2 separate regions of the Homo sapiens genome follow, and region 1 is linked to region 2. A link is an interaction called in ENCODE POLR2A ChIA-PET data of the cell type or tissue named here. Cell type or tissue: CD4-positive, alpha-beta T cell. All regions are shown on one strand. Links, peaks and the distances in the headings refer to the core of each region. The heading gives the core; the rest is flanking DNA. Region 1 overlaps FLI1 (Fli-1 proto-oncogene, ETS transcription factor). Region 2 overlaps ETS1 (ETS proto-oncogene 1, transcription factor).

Region 1 (5,377 bases), core at 91-5,090, 170 kb after region 2:
AGTGTAATGAAGAATACTGTGAGAGGACAATTACCTTAGAAGGCATTATCAGACTAATGTTTTACTGAGTGCATAGAGTACATATCTATAGGTTAATATGCCTTTACTATGCAATGCATCCAGAAATTTCAAAGTCAAGAAGATTCTAGGAGGCTGAATTCCACCTTTAGAAATCTCAGCTATGAAAGCTCTGGGTTTCAACTTGATATAACTCTTCACTGGCCAGAAAAAAAAAAAAAAAAAAAAACGGCAACTCTTTGGCAAATAGAGCTCTGGAAGATGCGCTGGCTGGCGCCGACATAAACTGCTATCCTGATCTCCATCAAAGATGTGGGCCTTCTCATGCTGCAGTTTCCTCAACTGCAGAACAGGGAGATTCTTCCAATGATAATTTTACCTCGAAGTGATGTTGTAATAAAGATGGTGGTAAAAGCATTTTGCAAGACCAAAAAAAGAAACACCTACTAAACAGGCATGCTGTCTATATCTGGTGTTTGTTAGAATTTCTGAGGAAACCCTCTGGTCTAAGATTCTAGAGAGTCTACAGAGGTTGATAACTGGGATTGGCTTTTAAGATCTTTTCTGGAATGGCTGTTCCCTTTACCTCATTATTACTTTAAACAACTTTGGCAGGAGATATCAGTAATGCCAATAACAATAATGATGATGATGATGATGGTTACTGAGTAGTTACTGATGAGCCCAGCACTGTGCTAAACACTTGAAGGACCTTTTTTTTTTTTTTTTTTTGACAGAGTCTTGCTCTGTCACCAGGCTGGAGTGCAGTGGTGTAATCTCAGCTCACAGCAACCTCCGCCTCCCAGGTTCAAGCAATTCTCCTGCCTCAGCCTTCCGTGTAGCTTGGACTACAGGCACGCACCACCACGCCCAGCTAATTTTTGTATTTTTAGTAGAGACGGGGTTTCACCATGTTGGCCGGAATGGTCTCAATCTCTTGACCTCGTCATCCGCCAGCCTCAGCCTCCCAAAGTGCTGGGATGACAGGGGTGAGCTACCGCACCCGGCCCTTGAAGGCATTTTAGCACTTGACTTCCACCACAGCCCCAAGGAATCCATCTATCATGACTCGCACGCACCCAGTGAGAAGAACCAAGACATACGAAACTCAAGTGACTTGCCAAAAGTTGTGCAGCTAGCAGGTTCTGTCTGATACCAAAGACTTTACTCACTGCATATGTGAAATATTTTGAGATTTTCAGAATAAGAGCTCAGGGTTGCTAAGTGATTAAACATATACAATTAATTATTCCTGCCCTGGAAGACAAGAGTGTTACCATTAGCAGAAGTTTATTTTTGCAATTCCTCTGGCCTTCTGGTGTTCCCACATGCCTCCACCCCTTTTCCTAACGTATTGCTTGCCTGTTGTTTAAAGAAAACAAAAATTTATTCTCAAACTTGTCCAAATAGAAATGAATTGCATTAAAAATAGTGAAAGCCATGGTGAAGGACTGAAAAAGTTGAGGAGTCAATGACATTTGCAGAGCCCCTGCTGTGCAACTTCCATGGGACTACCAGGACCGAGGCTATATTTTATTAATAAGATCTCAATTTGTAAGGGTCATTTTATTATCTCCGTATCCCCCATCCCACCTCATTTAGTTGGATGATCTAGAGAGAAAACAGCATTTCTACCTTCTTGCAATGGAAACAATAGGCTTTGCTTGTGCCACTTTTATTTTCCCACTGGGGAATCTGAGAGATGACCTGATTGAATTCCACCCGTAAAGGTCATGCTTTGAATTCAAGGCAGAGGAAAAAAAATGAAGAAAACATTTTGCAATGATACCCCACGAGTCCTGAGCATGCTGGGGCCTCTCCTGGTTGCATTGTGGTCTGCTGATAAGGATAACATTAATGACAAGTGGAACATTTCCAGGACAAAGGAAATTCCCTGTTGTATTGTTTAAAGGAAGCCACCATCCACTAAGGAGAGCAAGGTTTGTGATGTAGGCACAGATTTCCCTGCAGGAGAGGCAGGGAGAGCTGCCAAGCTGCCTGTGAGTATGCCTGTCCTTAATTTCATCTGGGGAAGCATTTGCATGGTTAGAAGTCAATAAGGGGTCATGGCAGTTTATGGCATTGGTAGGGTTAGGAGCCAGACTGTTAGAAATGGAGGCACATTGGCTGGGGGAGTAAAAAGCCTGATTCATACAATGCAGCCCATTTAGGAATCATAGCAAAAGCACCAGGAGATTTAGAGAAGTTGATCTGGTTTTGAGTTTAAATTCTGGACCTCCTTCTCTCCCCACCCCCTCCAAGCCAAAATGTCAGAAAAGGGCCTGGTTTCCCTTTATGGAGTGCAAAATAAACAGATCCTCAGCAGCAGGAGAGGGGCCCAGTTCCCCAGCCCATAATGCCAGAGCTGGGGGTGGGGGTGCTGTGGGGAAAAGCAGTTATTCTTCTGTCTGGTTAGTATTTGGCATTGACTTTCATTTTCTCCAACCTCTGTTTTCTAGAAGCCTGCCTGTACGGGAAGTACAGGAATAAAGAGAAGCTGATCGTGGGGGTTTTCTTGCCAGACTTCAAAGGAGGTGGATTTTTGATTTTTGATAGTTTGGAGAGCTAGTTCCAAAAGTAAAAGCTGCTTTGGGGACTTGAACCTAGACACTGGGATCTTAGCCGTGTGCCCATCAGAGCCGCTGCTCTGCTCCTGATGGAATGGAGTGCTCTGGGCTTCCCACTCTCCTCTCCCAGTCCAGGAGGGCTGGAGCTCTGGGCATCTCAGGGTCAGCTGCGGTGAGCCTGGCCACAGGGCTCTGCATTCCTTCTGGGCTTTGCTTGGTTTGAGTGGGTGTGACCGCCAGTTTACTCTGGAGAAAACTGAGACAAAGAGTCTAAATTGGGCAGGATCTTGAATCTAATGACTTGTTTACAGACCCTGTACTTTTTCCAGTGCAGGGAGGAGGAAGAAGGCAGGGCATGCTCGTCACTGTGGGCATGGGCACATTGCTGTTTTCATCCTAAGGAGGTAGGACAGCTTCAGAAAGCAGCAGGGCATCTGCCTGGCAGCCAGCAGGCAAAGTGGCATGCTGTGTAATTTTCCAAGGTAGGGAGGAAGCAGTGGCGGCTTCTGCTTGGTCCTACCGGCTTGGCTTCCGGGGCACACGCTGCTCTGGGGAGAATGCCTGACCCTGCCACATGAAAGGCCTTGCTTCCTCCCACTTCAGCTTCAAGCGATGGGGAGATTACCCTCCTCACCCCTGCTCCAAGTGCATCACAACCCAGAGCACCCAGCCAAGAATGCACACCTGTGATGGGGCTAAGGAGGCCTCACTGGACCTGTGTAAGGAGAGAGGAGATTCCCAGGAGGACCTCACTAATAGAAAAGCACACGCATGATGGTTTTGCTATCGTGTGACATTTATTTCATACTTGCTACCTGTAAGAAATTCCTTGAAAACGAAATAGTATATGGCAAGATTTAAGGACTTGCTCTTCCAGATTCTGGAGGTCCTTCTGGAGCCCAGGGATGCTGTTTCTAAGGCATGTAGGTGCTGAGGGTCTACCCCAAAGGGCAGTTTGGGACTGCAGGGCAGGCAGGAAGTGCCTTTGTTTGTGTGCATGCCAGGCGGTTTATAAACATCCCCTTTACTTCCCTTGCCAACCCAGGAGTATATATTGCAATTACCACATTCTGATGAGGAAACTGAGGCTCAGAGAAGTTAAATCATTCACTCCAGGCCATACATCTGCTAAATGTGTCATGCTACATCCACTTTGCACCTAGTTTGAACAGGTTTACAAAGCAAGTCAGTAACCCCTGCATGCCTGGGTGCCTGAAGTTGAAAAGGGGTGGCTCTAAGATGTGGTCTACTACCTCTCCTGGACTGTTGCAGTTGGGTGTGGCTGATTTGAAATTGTGCTTCAAAAGAATGAGTTCTAGTCCCTGAATAGAGGAGCTCACACCACAGTGCACTGTAGATCTTTGTGATCCAGAAGTCCTCCAGATGTTCCCAAAAGGATCTCTAAGGTGTTGCTGGGGATGTTGTGTGTATAGGGAGTGTTCCCTTGGGGGCCTCTGAGCCCTCCTGGCAGAGAAGCCTCATAGATAATGGCATCCCCAGAAAACTCTACACTTGGAATGGGACCCAAATTAAATACAGCACCAGCAAGACTAACTGAGCCACTACCTGGAATATGTCAAGATACAGCAACTAACACTTACTTTATGTTTGTCATTTGCAAACCCTATCATGTCCGTTAATCCATTCAAATGCTGAGAGGTAGGCAGGGCAGCTATTATGATTCAAAAAAGAGGCCACATCTTTGTGGATTTGGGTTCTAATCCCAGCTCCTGCCGTCACTAGATGTGTGTGGTCTGAGCAAATCCTTCCACTTCTCCTAACCTTAGTTTCCTCATCTGCAACATGAGAAACTTGCTTTCCAAAGTGCCTCAAGCTATGGGAGTGGGGATACGGGAATGAGTCTCCCCAACATTCAGAGGCTCCCCCAGAGCTGGCAGCCCAAGGCACACCACTAAGTGCCACTGCCTTCTCCTCCCCTCTGCTGGCCGGATACTGACCAATGGAGAAACCAGGACTGGGGCGGGAAGGAGTAGGTGGTAAGATTCTTTTTCACTTGTTTCCTGCACCTGGAGACAACAGCAAGACCATTATTTGGATGAGTTATTGTTTAGAGTTTTGTTTGTTTTGGTTTGGGTTTTTTTAGCTTTATGAAAAGAAATGCCTATTTTTCAAATTTCAATTGTTCCTTTCTACTGCCTGTCCAAGCTCACTACTTTTCAAGAGGCCAATCCCTGGGTAAATCTTAGTGAATAGCAGTCGACTGTGTTATTTATCTGTGCCCCATGCTGGAGGTGCAGACTCGGTGAGACCAGCAGAGCAGCTGAGGTTAGACTCAGTGGAAAATCCAGAAGTGCAGATGTGGATCCAAATTGGGCTGAAAAAATCTCATGAGATCAGGCTTTCTTGGACTTCCTGCTTTTAGCCTAAGCACTATGTTCAACATAAACGAACTTTCGGTATTTTGAAACTTCCGTTTCTGATCTCAGAACCTGGAAGTAAAGAGCTGTTGTGAACATTTCCACAAATTTTGTCATGGTTATTCTGGAGGCAGAGTTGAACCCTGTAATTACGGAGCTTTGGGACTCACTACACCCACAGTGGCCTGCCTGGATTGCAGTATGGGAGAGGGGAAGGCATTTTGGTGGAGAGTCCAGGCTTTGGAGACAGGCAGGACCCTGTTCAAATTCTAGCTCTGCCATTTCCGGCCATGTGACTGGACCTGTCAGAGTCTCAGTTTCCTCATCAGTTAGATTAAAAAAAAAAAAAACAGTTCGTAATGTTGTGAGGACAAAATGGTCTGCGTGTGTGTGTACTCTTTCTCCCCTTTTCCC
Region 2 (5,377 bases), core at 83-5,082:
TCCTCCCTATTATTCTTTGATTTATAAATTTTCTTTAGGCCCAGCGTGGTGGCTCACACCTGTAATCCCAGCACTTTGGGAGGCCGAGATGGGTGGATTACCTGAGGTCAGGAGTTCAGGACCAGCCTGGCTAACATGGTGAAAACCCGTCTCTACTAAAAAAATACAAAAATTAGCCGGGCATGGTGGCAAGCGACTGTAATCCCAGCTACTCGGGTAATCCCAGCTACTCGGGAGGCTGAGACAGGAGAATTGCTTGAACCCTGGAGGCGGAAGTTGCAGTGAGCCCAGATCGTGCCATTGCACTCCAGTCCTGGCAACAAGAGCGAAACTCTGTCTCAAAAAAAAAAAAAAAAATTATTTAAAGAGGTATTTTTTTATAATAATTTATTTTTCAAAATAAACTGAATGTGATATATATGCACATAGAAAAGTACTAGTTCATAGCCAGGAAGAGCGAAAAGATTATGCATTTCAAAGCTACCAGAACAGCATAGATTCTCTCCCCCATCTTTGCAGCAGAACTTTCCCTTCTGTTAAACACAGGGAAAAATGATCACTCTCTACCTGCCCATTCTGACATAGACATTGGGAAGTTTGGAAAATGAGAAAAGTAAGTGACCAGTAACTATGGGGGAGGTGCAGAAGTACATTTCAGACCTTCCCTCCTTAGCCCCAAAAATCTACTGGTTGAGTTTTCATATCAGCATGCCCAGCTCATGCCTCCTTTTTGTCTCTCTCACTGCAGCAGAATTAAAAGATTACTCTCACACTCAACGTCTCTCCTTTCACATCTGGCCTGCTCTTTCCCACTCAATAATTTCCTAAAGCATTCCCTTAAGTTCCTTAAGTTCCCTTAAAAGGTTGTGAAAATTTTATCTTACGTGATCGAACCAGAAGGATAATAATAAAAAAATTACTCATACTCCTTCTGAAATATCCTGAAAGATATTTGAGAGGAGAGGTAATTTATAAACTCTAATAATGGATTTCAGAGTCATATTTTCCCCTCACTAATCTAAATCCCTGTTTTTCCATTTAATCTCATTGTGTTCTTAGTCTTCAGTGGATCTAAAAAACAGCTGTTGACTCCCTGATGACATTTTAGGAAGAGTTAAGTCTACACTTGTATTTAATCTTAATTAATTTTATACTTAATTCCAACTCACTGCTCACCTGAAGCTCAATGTCTATGAAAGATAAATGAAAACTCTGAAGAGGAAAAGTCAAGCAAGAGATGTGTGGATACATGTTCTAGCAATTAATGGTATGGTACTATTAAAGCTGAGTATGTCCAAATTATGGAAACTGCCCTAAATGTCATAAGAAAGTCAGTTCCTTGTATACTTTATAATTTAAATTATATTAAAAGCTCTTTGAGATAAAAATAGGCATAGAGCAAACTGTTTCTTCAACTGCTTTAAAAACCTGTGAGATCAGAAAGGAATTTTGAAAGGGCAGATGAAAAAGTGATTAATTGTTTACTAATATATATATATATATATATATATATATGGAATTTCCCTCTTCTGTAGCCCAGTTAGTAGGGCTGAGAGATGCAGGCAGCCCTAGGGAAATGTAGGGAAATGTGGATAAATGTACTGAAGCTACAAGCCTAATCCCTGAGCCCCTCACCCCTGCCTTCTCCCAGTTCTGCTCAAAGACATTGCAATTCCATTCTTTTCCAAGGCTCTCCCTCTCCCCGTCTCCAGAGCAGCAGCTCTGCATCACATTGAGTTTAAAATAAAGAAATGCTTTTCCTAAAGAATTCGCACACAAATAATCTCATTACCCCAGTGCTTAGGTTTATACAGCAGACGTCTTCTGCCAGGAAAAGGAAAAAAAAAATGCACTCTACACTCACTCACACGGAACAGCTGCGAGGAGAGAAATGGTATTTAATTCATTGTGAAATATTCAACAATGGCTACACTGCACTTTTAAAAGCCTTTTGATAGTAAAACCCACAGGGAACAGCCCATCCTGTGTGCTGAAAAGCAGCTTCCCCACAATTAGTCTCTCTATTCAGAGGTCTGGGAAGTCTGTGTAAACTTCAGCACGTGCTGTGTACACTGTGGGTAGCTTCAAGGGTATAACCTTTCAGAAACTTCTTAGGGTTTAGTCTTGCTCAGTGACTCTGTCTGCTCACGGAGCTGGCTGGTTGGGGGTGGGGGGGGCAGTGTAAGGGGACAAAGGGAGTATGATGCTTAGGTGAAGAGGTAAGCAAACCCTCTAGACCCTAACTGAATGCCCAACAAAGGAAAAACCATTCTCTGGAGGAGCTTTGCAAATTATCAGGCTTCCTTGTGCCCTTAAATGACCAATATGGGACTCCAAGAAACCACAGAGAAGATATAAAAGAAATCAGGTAACAGTGTCTTGTTTTCCCTTTTACATCCCTGTGGAATTTTCATGGGTCTCTGCTTTGTGGGAAAGCTGGGAAAGTTTATCGATTCTTATCCCGGAGGTGGGCAATTGTCACAGCAATGAAGATGTGAACAAATGTTTGGGCAGGCAAAATGTGTATGGTGGTTAAGAACATGCACTTTGGAGGAATATTTACATTTAATTACCAACCTGCCTCCCAGAATTAGTTAGGCTTCTTTGGGGAGGTAAGTTGACCTCTCTGAGTCTTATTTATCTCATCTGTAAAATGGGAATAGTATCACCCTCACAGGAATATTGTAAAAGCAAAAGACCACATATGTGCAATCCTCGGCATACAGAAGGCATTTAATGAATGGTAACCACTGTACCTCTCAAGCAGCTCTAGAAGAACAGGCCTTCTTTTGGACTTTCTGGAATAAGATTACTAGAATTAGAAAAGAATGGGCTATGAACTATTTTTCATCTCTATTTTAATTTACAATTGATCAGTTAAGAAGCAACATAGAAATATGCACAGATATCTAACAGGAAGTTCCGAGGGATCTAAACCATGTTAAAAACACAACAAAAGATTACAATTCAAGAAAATGTGGCATCATGGTGGTTGGTTTTATTGTTCAGAAACTTTAAATTCAGAGTTTTTAAAGCCCAAAGTATTGATGAGATGTCCAAATATTTCAGGTATGGTTGAAGTGAGCACAACAACTTTCTGTTATTTCTAATCTGTATTCAACTCTCCAGGAACAGCCCACAGGCATTTCTGTCTCAAGGAGCTAGCCACTTTCATTATAAAACCCAAAATTCAACCAGTGAACATTCACCAGGACGCAAGCTCTAAGCCCTGCTCAGCTAAGAATATCCACCTGATATATTGACCAAAGATGAAAATGCTAAGACATTGCTGGGAAGTTCAAAGTAGTTGACTTGGGTTGGGTAATCTGTCTAGACTGGAGAAGTCTGAAAATGGCCTCCTCTTGTCTAAGTGAGTTTGTAGCAGTAGATGTTAACAGTCAATGGTTCCAACAGAAGCTAATGATCAGAAATGAGGGCTAAGACTCCAAAAGAATGACCTTGGTTCAGAGGCAGTGCACTGAAAGAGTCTGTAGCATCCAGGAGTTTTTCTGCCATAGTCATTCCTGTATACAGTCTCTTGGCCATGAGGGATTGGTTCCAGGAAAACCCCTTGCCTAAGATACCAAAATTCATATACGCTCAAGTCCCTGATATAAAATGGTGTAGTATTTGCAAATAACCTATGCACGTCCTCCCATACACTTTAAGTCATCTCAAATTTACTTATAATACTTAATACAATGTGAATGATATGTAAATAGTTGTTATACTGTATTGTTTAGGGAATAATGACAAGAAAAAGTCAGTACATGTTCAGTACGGATGCAAATATTCTTTAAAAAAAATTTTTTTTTTGCTCTGAAGTTGGTTGAATCCATGAATGCAGAACCCATGGATACGAAGAGCCAAGTGTACATTGTTTGCAGGGGGGAAGGTGTTAGCTCTGAATTTCTGCACCCCTATCCCCTTTAGGGGCACTATTTCTACATCTTTTCTTCCCTATATGACATAAGGATGCTGGGGAAAATCTACTGTGCACTAGAAAGGCCATGAGACGCAGATCATAGTGTGACTTTTCTGTGGTGCTTTGACACAGACTGAAGCTCCCCATCCCTACCTCCAGCTCACTTTAGGGAGGTCCCAGGTCCACAGTTTTCCTGGGGTGTTTGCAGAGATCATCCTGAGGAGCATGAAATAAAGAAATATGTTAAAGAAAAAGGAGAGATCTGGCTAGACTTTGGGCAAGGCTGCAATGCTTCTGTCTCAGAGACAATGGAATGGAAACAACTTCCAGATTTAAATACACTCCCTTGGGACTGACCAGAGCAGGGAGAAGGGATTTATAGGAAGGAAGTTTATACCAGAGAATTCATCCCAGTTCAACAAAATGTGCACTGCGTACTCTAGAAGTACAATGTGCTAAGTGCCGCAGGAAGGTACAAATGTACCTTTCCCTTGGAACAGTAGTTTTTAACCTCTTTGGGAGTCTCAGACAACTTTGAGAATCAGAGGAAAGCTACAGATCCTTAGAAAAATTTCTGCACAAAATTTCAGCAGGATCACACTTTCCTGAAACTCTCCTGGGCAAGAACCCCTGCTCCATGAGAAACAGCAGGTCTAAGACATGGCAGAAAGTTGTCAAGATTGATGTTTTAAAAATGTATGAGGTATGTAAGATAGCCAGTAAAAATGGCAAAGGCAACTGGAACTCTGTAGCTACTTAAATCACTGGTATTTCTGCCTCTCAGGCACTACTTCAGCAAGTCTCAGGAGGTATGGAAAAGACTGATGACACAACTTTGAAAATTGGTGGCTTTGTTTTTTTGGTTTTTTTTTTTAATCCCACCTAACAGAGATCCCAAAGTCCTGTTTTCTTAAATAGCAAGAAAGTTTGAAAGAGGCAAACAATTCTTCAAAGGTCATGAGGAATCTAACTAGGATGTCCAGGAATGGAGTGGGAGAAGCGTATCCCTATTTTTAAAAAATAGGGATGATGGGGAGGGTGTGGCCAACTGACTAGATCAAGATGTGGGGCAGGGTCTGGACTGAAAGCTGAGGGGCCACTCACACTGGCAGCTTTGGGGACAGCCAAGGTTGCCCCATGCTTCAGTGGGAAGGTGATTTTTCTCAGAGTGCAACTACATTTCATGTTTGACTGATGACCTCTGTCCCATGAGCTATTTATGCTCTTCAGACAGCAGTCAGGGAACAAGACAGTGAAGATGGAACCTGGAGGCATTCAATAGGGAAAAAAAGAGAGAAAGAAAAAAAGAAAGAGCGAGGAAGGAAAGGAAAGGGAAGGAAAGGAAAGGAAAGGAAAGGGAAGGGAAGGGAAGGGAAGGAAAGGAAAAAGAAGAGAGAGAAAAAGAAGTGGGGGAGTGAGAGACGAAGGAAGAAAAGGAGGGAGGGGAACCCC

What was found. ChIA-PET counts read pairs that join two places held together with the same protein. Peaks named below come from ENCODE experiments on the same cell type or tissue, not always from the same donor. Only the 100,000 strongest peaks of a DNase experiment are listed, where the experiment ranks them.
Region 1: POLR2A ChIA-PET joins it to region 2 with 5 read pairs; 4 of 35 experiments call an interaction of 5 or more read pairs at or near these places.

Annotation. Positions count from the first base shown.
Region 1 is chr11:128,713,980-128,719,356 of GRCh38, forward strand. All of the region lies in intron 1 of FLI1 (Fli-1 proto-oncogene, ETS transcription factor), which reads left to right. Among named protein-coding and RNA genes, the nearest start is that of SENCR, 21 kb to the left of the region's middle. RefSeq lists enhancers at 1,628-2,153, 2,093-2,252, 3,193-3,292, 3,961-4,480, 4,999-5,208. In CD4-positive, alpha-beta T cell, for the core only: no CTCF peak of the experiment used is centred there; DNase peaks (open chromatin) are centred at 2,512, 3,162, 3,592, 4,982 and 1 weaker place; H3K4me3 peaks cover 2,225 bases; H3K27ac peaks cover 3,722 bases.
Region 2 is chr11:128,542,854-128,548,230 of GRCh38, forward strand. The region is part of intron 3 of ETS1 (ETS proto-oncogene 1, transcription factor); the gene reads right to left. Among named protein-coding and RNA genes, the nearest start is that of ETS1-AS1, 19 kb to the left of the region's middle. In CD4-positive, alpha-beta T cell, for the core only: no CTCF peak of the experiment used is centred there; a DNase peak (open chromatin) is centred at 2,048; H3K4me3 peaks cover 456 bases.